Linked DNA regions of Mus musculus: region 2 is linked to region 1. A link is a loop called in an ENCODE intact Hi-C map of the cell type or tissue named here. Cell type or tissue: left cerebral cortex. All regions are shown on one strand. Region 1 holds the start of Mrpl36 (mitochondrial ribosomal protein L36). Region 2 overlaps Lpcat1 (lysophosphatidylcholine acyltransferase 1).

Region 1 (4,000 bases):
TTCTTAACGGCTATTTTAAGATCCCAGGAAAAGGCAATGGTTATCTCCTGTAGCTACCTATTGAAACTATCTCTGAATTCACAGTACTCCAAGAAAATGATAGAGGGTACCAGCAGCTACCAGGTATAATTCCTTACAGAGGACAGCAGGTTCACAGCACTCGACATCAATCACAGGGCCACAAAACACGCTAGTCTGGAATCAGTTGGTAGACTACACCAGGTGAACCTGAAGTTCAACAGATTAATGGGACTTAGAACCACAAAAAGGCATAGTGTCAAAGACCAGGAGAAACATGAACCCCAGGCCCGCTTTTTTAAAGATTTATTATATGTAAGTTCACTGTAGCTGTCTTCAGAAACCCCAGAAGAGGGCATCAGATCTCATTACGGAGGGTTGTGAGCCATCACGTGTTTGCTGGGATTTGAACTCAGGGCCTTTAGAAGAGCAGTCAGTGTGCTCTTAACTGCTAAGCCATCTCTCCAGCCCTCAGGCCCGATTTTTAATAGTGACAACCGCAAGATTTGAAAAATTGCTGGTGTCCTAGCACTCCCTGCAGAAGCCAGCATGCTCTGTTACCTTCTTTGAACTGAAAATGTACTAACCTCCTTCTGAAAGCATTAGTTTGGTGGTAATAAAGAACACTACTACTCCAGAGTGTAAGAACAGTCATGACAAATATTTTTAATTGGTATCCAAAAGACATTTCTATGTAAACAAGGTTTTCCTTGAGTAAAGACTGGGATAGTTGCTACACAAGAACATCGTTTGTTCTTAAATTGGGATTGTTGCACACCCCACAAGAGCTTTTTGGCTCAGGCAGCCTCTTAAAGCACTTACAATCTGCTGCATATGGTAACAAATGGCAGAGGCAGGAGTTTCTCTCCAAGTTTCAGGTCAACCAGGGTTACCGAGCCAGACTTTGTCTCAAGAGATAAAGCTGGCTCTGTATTCCTGCTTCATACACAGCTACTGTAACAATCCTTCTCCATCGGCAGCTCTGGTCTGATTAGATGTGAAGGAATTGGGCTATGATGTGGGGAAAGGGGGGTTCAACAAAGCCCTAAGGCCCATGGATCTTACAGAATGCTTAATGTTTATTTTTCTCTGATAAGGTGAAATGAATTTTCCATGGACACTGCTTGAAGACAAGGGCTACATTTGTCGCTGTTTATGCTTGGGGTTGGTCTTACAGAGGATAAACCAGCGCCCACGCCTCTTCACCTTGTAGCAGTCTTTACAGCGCTTCTTGATGACACCTTTGGTTTTGAAGCCCAGCGAGGGCAGCAGGGTCGGCAAGGGACGGCCACAGAGAACTGAGCGCACCTCTGCGCAGGGTTTGGCGCGTGGCAATGTCCCCAGCAGGAACGAGGAGAAGACTCGGGGCTTCACCGCGAGGCGACTCAGGTGCAGGAACGGGTCCACCACCGAAGCCACCACGCTCCGTACAAGCAGTGCGGCCATGCCGAGCCCAGACCTGGGGGAAGAGAAGCGTGGTCATCCTGTGCTGCACGTCTGCCAGTCCCTAGGCCCTCCCCTATCAAGGTTACTTGGCATCAGAGGTCAGAGCACACATGCCAGGGTTGCACTCTGGGCTCCGCGTCTCCATGTGCCCAGGCCTGCGCACTCCGGAGAAGCCGCAGATTCCGGAGGCTCACTCACGCCGGCCAGGGACCCCGCCCGCACTCCCGGCCAGCAGCTCTGGCACCACCTCTGCCTGCCCCCATGAAACCTGGGACCCACACCTGGGAAGGGGTGCCACCGGCGGAGAAGTCCTTAATCAACTTCGGGCGCCGGTTAGCGAAGCTTCCGCGTCTGCGCAGTGGAGTGGGACGCCACCGCCAGGAAGAAAGATGGCGTAAGGTCACGTGGGATGACGTGTGCTGTGCAGAGGACGACTAAGGAGCAGATAAAGCCTTCCTTGTCTCAGTATTCTTTATCCAGAATCCTGCACTCTAAGCTCTGCCTCTGCAGATGCTGGGACCAAGACCGGTGCCCATGGGAGAAGAAAAAAAAAAAAGACAGAAAAAGCAGGCTTTGACTGTAAAAGAAACTGCAAACAGTGAATATATTGGAAACAAAACAAAACCCAACATTCAGACAAAATGTACAGGTCATATGTTTACATTAAGAGACGTTCTGGCAGACATGGGAAAGGCCAGAGGAGCAAGTGCAGACACTGCTCTAGTTAAGTCCCTACCCGCGAACTAGGAAAAGCAACAAGGAACGTGGAAAGACCAACATACACCATTACTGATTTCTACAGTTAATTTCCATATATATACATGTATATATGTATATATGTGTGCGTACAGGTAATTCCTATATATAGGGCTTCTACAGTTAATTCATATACATTGGATTTCAGGTGGTTCGTAAATCTACCCATCTTATTTTTATGTATAGCAAAGTAGGTTGTCATTAAGGCTAATGTAGTTCTCTCTAACTCCCAGTCTCACCCTTCACACTAAGCACCCATAGGAATACCTTGAGTTCCAGCCAATAGATGACTGTGAGCATTCACTTCTGTATTTGCCAGAACACAGGGCCCCTAATGAAGGAGCTAGAGAAAGTACCCAAGGAGCTAAAGGGGTTGACAACCCTATAGGAGGAACAACAATATGAACTAACCAGTAAACACCGCCCCCCCCCCCCAGCTGTGTCTCTGGTTGCATATGTAGCAGAGGATGACCTAGTCGGCCATCAATGGGAGGAGAGGCCCTTGGTCTTTCTTTGGGGATTATATGCCCTAGTTCAGGGCAATGCCAGGGCCAGGAAGTGGGAGTGGGTGGGTTGGGGAGGGGGGAGGGAGGAGGGTATAGGGGACTTTGGGGGATAGCATTTGAAATGTAAATGAAGAAAATATCTAATAAAAATGCCTAAAAAAAAAAAAAAAAAAGAAAGAAAGAAAGAAAAGGAAAAAAGGACTCCAGAGTTCTAGCAATTAAAAAAAATAATGTGGGTCAGAGAGATGGCCTGGGAGTCACAAGTGCTTTCCATGCAAGTCTGTAGACCTCAGTTCAGTCCCCAGAACTCACATGGAAAAAGAGACTGGCTTCCTCCAACTTCCACATGTGCTCTGTGGCACCTGTGTATGAACTCACATGTGTGTGAACTCATACACAGACAGGGGGTGTTAGGGTTTAAATAGAGACTTAGGGCTGGAGAGATAGCTTGATGGCTAAGAGCACCTGCTACTCTTGCAGAAGACCATCATTCTGTTCCCAGCACCCACACAACTACTCAAATGGACTGTAACTTGACCTGTCTGGAGATCCTGTGCCCTTCTCTTGGTACCAGGTAACCACACACATGGCCATATATAAATGTATACACTCATACATATAAAATAAATCCTTTAAAAAGAGGGAGAATGAGACAAATCTGCAGGACAGGGTGTGGAGACATAAGCCTGAAATCCCAGCACTCCAAAGGCTGAGGCAGGAAGACAGTGAGTGCTAGGTTAGCCTGGCTTACAGAGCTTAAGGCTAGCCAGGGCATCTTAGGCCCACATTTATTGGGGCATTTTTCAACTTGGCGAGGTCTTTGTCCTTGTGTCTTAGGGCCCTCTCTGGTTACCCCTTTCGTCTTCAGACTCACCTAGTCCTTATGCTATAGCAGAGCACAGAAAGGTAGATACCAGGTCATTAACCTCCAATCCTGGCCAAGAGATCCCAAACAACACATGCTAGCTTCTGGCACTTTCTCGGAATTAGTGACCCGGCCCTGCTCTGAGTCTGGGGTCCCACCTGTCTACCTCTGAGCAAAGTTGTTCAGGCTACTTTGGGGTTTGACAGTATATGTCGTTCCAAGGGAGGTTCGGACTCAGATTCAAATGAGGCAGGAGAGGCCAAAACAGCCTTCAGAGTTACAGACTACGATTTGCATCAGGTTTTTTTCTACATAGCAGAGCTTTTCCGGACAGCTTTCCAATGCTGGGTAAACTTCCTTGCAGTCTAACTGGAAACTGAACTACTGCAGCGTTGCAAAAATGCTCAGA
Region 2 (4,000 bases), 170 kb before region 1:
CTTTCCCTCGCCACAGAGACGACCATAGAAAAACCACAACCGATCAAAACAAAGAGTTGTAGAACCCAGCGTCGACCGATACTCCTGCACCTACTGCTCAAGAGTCATGGAATAGTGGGCAGAAAGACTGTCAAAGCCAGAGAAACAGGGAGTTTCCTGTAAGGTTGTGTCTCCTAGAAATATCAGAGATGCTATACCAGTGAAATCTTACCAACATGGCTGCCTAAACATGACCTGAAGAAGGATGGCACCAACAGACATACATGCTAGCATAGGCAGGGAAAGCTCGGGAGGCCTACACAAAGAACCACTGGCAACTAAAGAATCCTGAGAGTGGGAGAAATAATATTCCCAGGAGTGAGCACACCGATGACTTATCCAACACCAAATGGTCAGCCCTGGAAACATACATACAAGTAACATTATACATACATACAAGTAACATTATAAAGACAGGCTGTATTTATGTATTTAGCAACACACTCACACACTCACACACACACACACACACACACACACACACACACACACGATTAGAGAAAAAGAGGCTGCCAGGAGGCAGGGGCAGCAGATTACTGAACTGAAGGCCAGCATGATCTACAGTGTGAATTCCAGGATAGCCAAGGTGACACAAAGAAACCCTGCCTTGAATAAAACAACATCCTCCACCCCAAAAAGGCTATGAGCTTGCAAGAGAAAGGGTGAATGGGCACATGGGAGAGTCTGAAGGGAAGAAAGGGAGGGGGAAGTAATAAAAGTGTATTATAATATCAAAAATATTATTTTATTGAAAATAATTTCATACAATATATTCTGATCATGTTTTCCCCTTCCCAACCGCTCCCAGATCCCCCAACCTCCATACCCACCCAACTTTTATTTTCTTTCTCTTTTAAAAAGAGAAAGAAAGAAAACCAAAAACAGAAAATGCACTTCTGGTAAGTCTGATGCTGCCCAGCAATGCTGTATAAGCAAGCAACCAGAAAGCACATGATAACATGCGGTTAGGAATGTGGGCTGCAGACAGCCCACAGAAGGGGCTGAAGCATGGGGCGGGGATGGGCATGGGACAGGACACACAGCAGTCAAGTTCAAGGTGGATTGGATGGTACTGTAAGAGAACACTGTGTTCTGTTCTCTGCACTAACTCCTTAAAATCCCTCCAAATCTGACTTAGGCAGGTGCTATAATCTGGTAATAAATACAATGGCAATCACTTGCTGAGTTCTAAAAGATCCAATTTCTTTCTTCCACCCTCAAAGCAGATCAAGTCAGAATGGAAGACAGGGATGCAGGGACCTTGGCCTGGCCTGAGTGGTCCCTTAGTTAACAAGTGCTCAGAGTTGTCTGTGGTGAAGGCTAAATGAACTTCAGGGTGGAGACTGGAGTAACCCACTCCTTCTCTGGGCATATACCATTCAAGTGGGACAAGGAGGAAGTAGGCAAGAACCAGCTCTAAACAGTGATTACAGATCTGAGCTGGGGTCTTGTCAGATGCGCTCCTAGAATGCTCTCTCCAGGTCTGTTGTCAGGAACTGAGAGTGGGACAGCCCTCCCTGCCCCCATCCCCACTGCCAGGTGGAGGAACCTCAAAGGTTCCAGCAGGTGCTATTGGTAGAGGCTACAGTTAAGCTCCACTGTATACAGCCTCTTCAGGAGACGAAACAAGGCTGGCCCCCTGGGGCTGCGATTTTTGCCTGGTGTGTATGAGGAATATTAGGGACCTTGTTTTAAGTATATGAATGAGAGATAGGGCTCAGAAAGTCAGAGAAAAAGGGTACTTGCATCACTGTCCAGACTCCAGGAACCAGAAAGAGAAAACAATACTTATGTTCTCAACTGTACACCAGAGGCAGATGGCAGCACAGGACACCCTAGGGGCTTAAACATACAGATACTACAATTCTGCCCAGCAGGGGGCGTGAGAGTGCCAGCAAACAATCCCCAGACAGAAGCACAGTGAAGCCTCAAGGAGGCTGTGACCTGAGACTGACATCTTCCCAGGTCAGTGCATGACCCCAAAACACACCAGGGTCACAGATTACTACGGCGGGTTTGAAACTTGCGAAATGAAGCAAAGATTAACCATCTTCTAAATGTTAAACAAGTCAAAACATCATCAGATAAAAGCAGGAGACACAAACTCAAGGGCAAGCACACGATACTGCTAGCACATGCAGAGCCTGCGTGTTCACTCTTGTACAAACCCACTTCCCCAGCACCGCTGGCAGCCGCTCACTCACTTGGCCATGACACGCCTCACATTGCTGGCATACAGGGCAGGATTCCTCTTCTCCTCTTCAGAAGGGCAATACACAGGCAGAAACTGAGAACAGAAGAACGGTGTTATCTCTGCTAAGGCATGGCACTGATCCCACCAAAGCCACCATAATGGTTACCTGTGTGACATTAAAACTAGCAGAACCCTTCCTCTGGAATTGTCCACCCATGACTATACATATTTACATACTCATAACTACAATGTCCACACTACACATACACATATCTAGACCCACAGGCACACAACACCCATGTGCATGTATGTGTACACACAGACATACACAATACATATATACTCACACTCACACTCACACTCACTCACTCACTCACACACCTGCAAACTTTATAGCTCAGCACTGCTAACCAGGAGTACTTACTGGCCCAGGGTACAATGTTCAACTCCTAATGATATGCATATTTCTATCCTTCCATGACAGTTTTATGTTGGGGATTATAGAGAATGCAGTTCTGTAATACTACAGTTTCTACACCTGAAATCTACTGTATCTCTGTGATAAAACATCCTATAAATACAGCACTTAAAATGATCGAGTGGCTCATGTTAGTGCCAACTTTACCATGCATGAAAAGTCAAAAGACTATTTCTGATTCCTATTCTTAAATGAAGATATTAAGAATATAGGAACATCCTGAAAACCTAGCATACAGTGTGTAATGTGTTTACAGTTACATTTTAGGAATTTCGAAAATTACAATGGTCTTTCTCATTAACGGTACCATATACCAGGCAATGTGAAGAAGGATATGTAAAGATTATTACAGGGCCATTCTCAGTTTCTCTTATCTGAAGATGAGACCAGGTCTGGAACAGTTCTGCTCAAAACCACAGGGGTCCCAACCAGTACAAGACCATGTTCCTTCTCAGACCTGATTCTGTTCTCTCCTGACAGCTGAGAGAAGAGCCACAGAAAGATCCACAGCAGAAGGACCAGCACGCTCTGGGCTGGGCTCTTAGTAGAAGTCACATTAGCTCATCTGTCCATTTTGTAATGCTCTGCAGTACTTATGGGAAGTAAACAGACTGTTTGACTCAATACAGGAGTGCATAAACTCATCTCTGAGGTTAGATGTAGGCCCATCAGAAGAATTCCCTTTTTATTCTTTATTTTCTTTTTAAAAGAAAAACAAATAACAAATCCAAAATCAAAAACACCAATCCTTCTACTTAGAGAAAATTCTATAGGCCACACATATGATTGTACTGAATTTAGCCAAGAGGGTAAGTTCAGTACTTAGGAACCTGCCAGGAGCTGGGAGCTGGGATGGCGGGTTATACTCCATGACTTACAGCTAAGCAGTAAAGTGACAGAATGAATTTAGTTATTCAAATCTAGCTATAGTAGTATTAGTACTGAAGGCAAAAAGGTTTCTCTTTTTATTGGTTTTTTTTTTTTTTTTTTTTTTTTTTTTTAAGACAGGGTTTCTCTTTGTAGCTGGGGCGGCCTTGGAACTCAAGAGACCTGCCTGTCTTTGCCTCCTGAGTACTAAGGTTAAAGGCATGTGCTACCACTGTCTTGCTGGCAAAAAGATGTATATGTATCAATTTTATATACTCTTAGACAATTTTATATACTCTTATATACTCTTCATCTCAATAAAAAAAAATGATTGCTTTAGTTTCCTTGTTAATTTTTAAAAATCCTGTCGAGGGGCTAAAGAGATGGCTCAGAGGTTCTGTTTCCAGCATTCATTTGGCAGC

What was found. A loop is a pair of places that touch in the nucleus more often than their neighbours do. Peaks named below come from ENCODE experiments on the same cell type or tissue, not always from the same donor. Only the 100,000 strongest peaks of a DNase experiment are listed, where the experiment ranks them.
Region 2: a loop joins it to region 1, with 2.0 times the contacts of the local background. A loop is called at or near these places in 4 of 42 quality-filtered maps.

The regions. Positions count from the first base shown.
Region 1 is chr13:73,328,837-73,332,836 of GRCm38, reverse strand. Mrpl36 (mitochondrial ribosomal protein L36) reads right to left here and starts at 1,828. Exons shown (of 2, transcript NM_053163.1): 1 at 1,746-1,828; 2 at 659-1,477. The coding sequence starts at 1,464. The coding sequence ends at 1,156. In left cerebral cortex, a CTCF peak has its summit at 1,795; DNase peaks (open chromatin) are centred at 917 and 1,847; H3K4me3 peaks cover 1,723 bases; H3K27ac peaks cover 1,637 bases.
Region 2 is chr13:73,503,828-73,507,827 of GRCm38, reverse strand. It overlaps Lpcat1 (lysophosphatidylcholine acyltransferase 1), which reads right to left. Exons shown (of 14, transcript NM_145376.6): 9 at 2,244-2,326. Among named protein-coding and RNA genes, the nearest start is that of Slc6a3, 31 kb to the left of the region's middle. In left cerebral cortex, a CTCF peak has its summit at 1,905 (motif pointing right); a DNase peak (open chromatin) is centred at 1,917.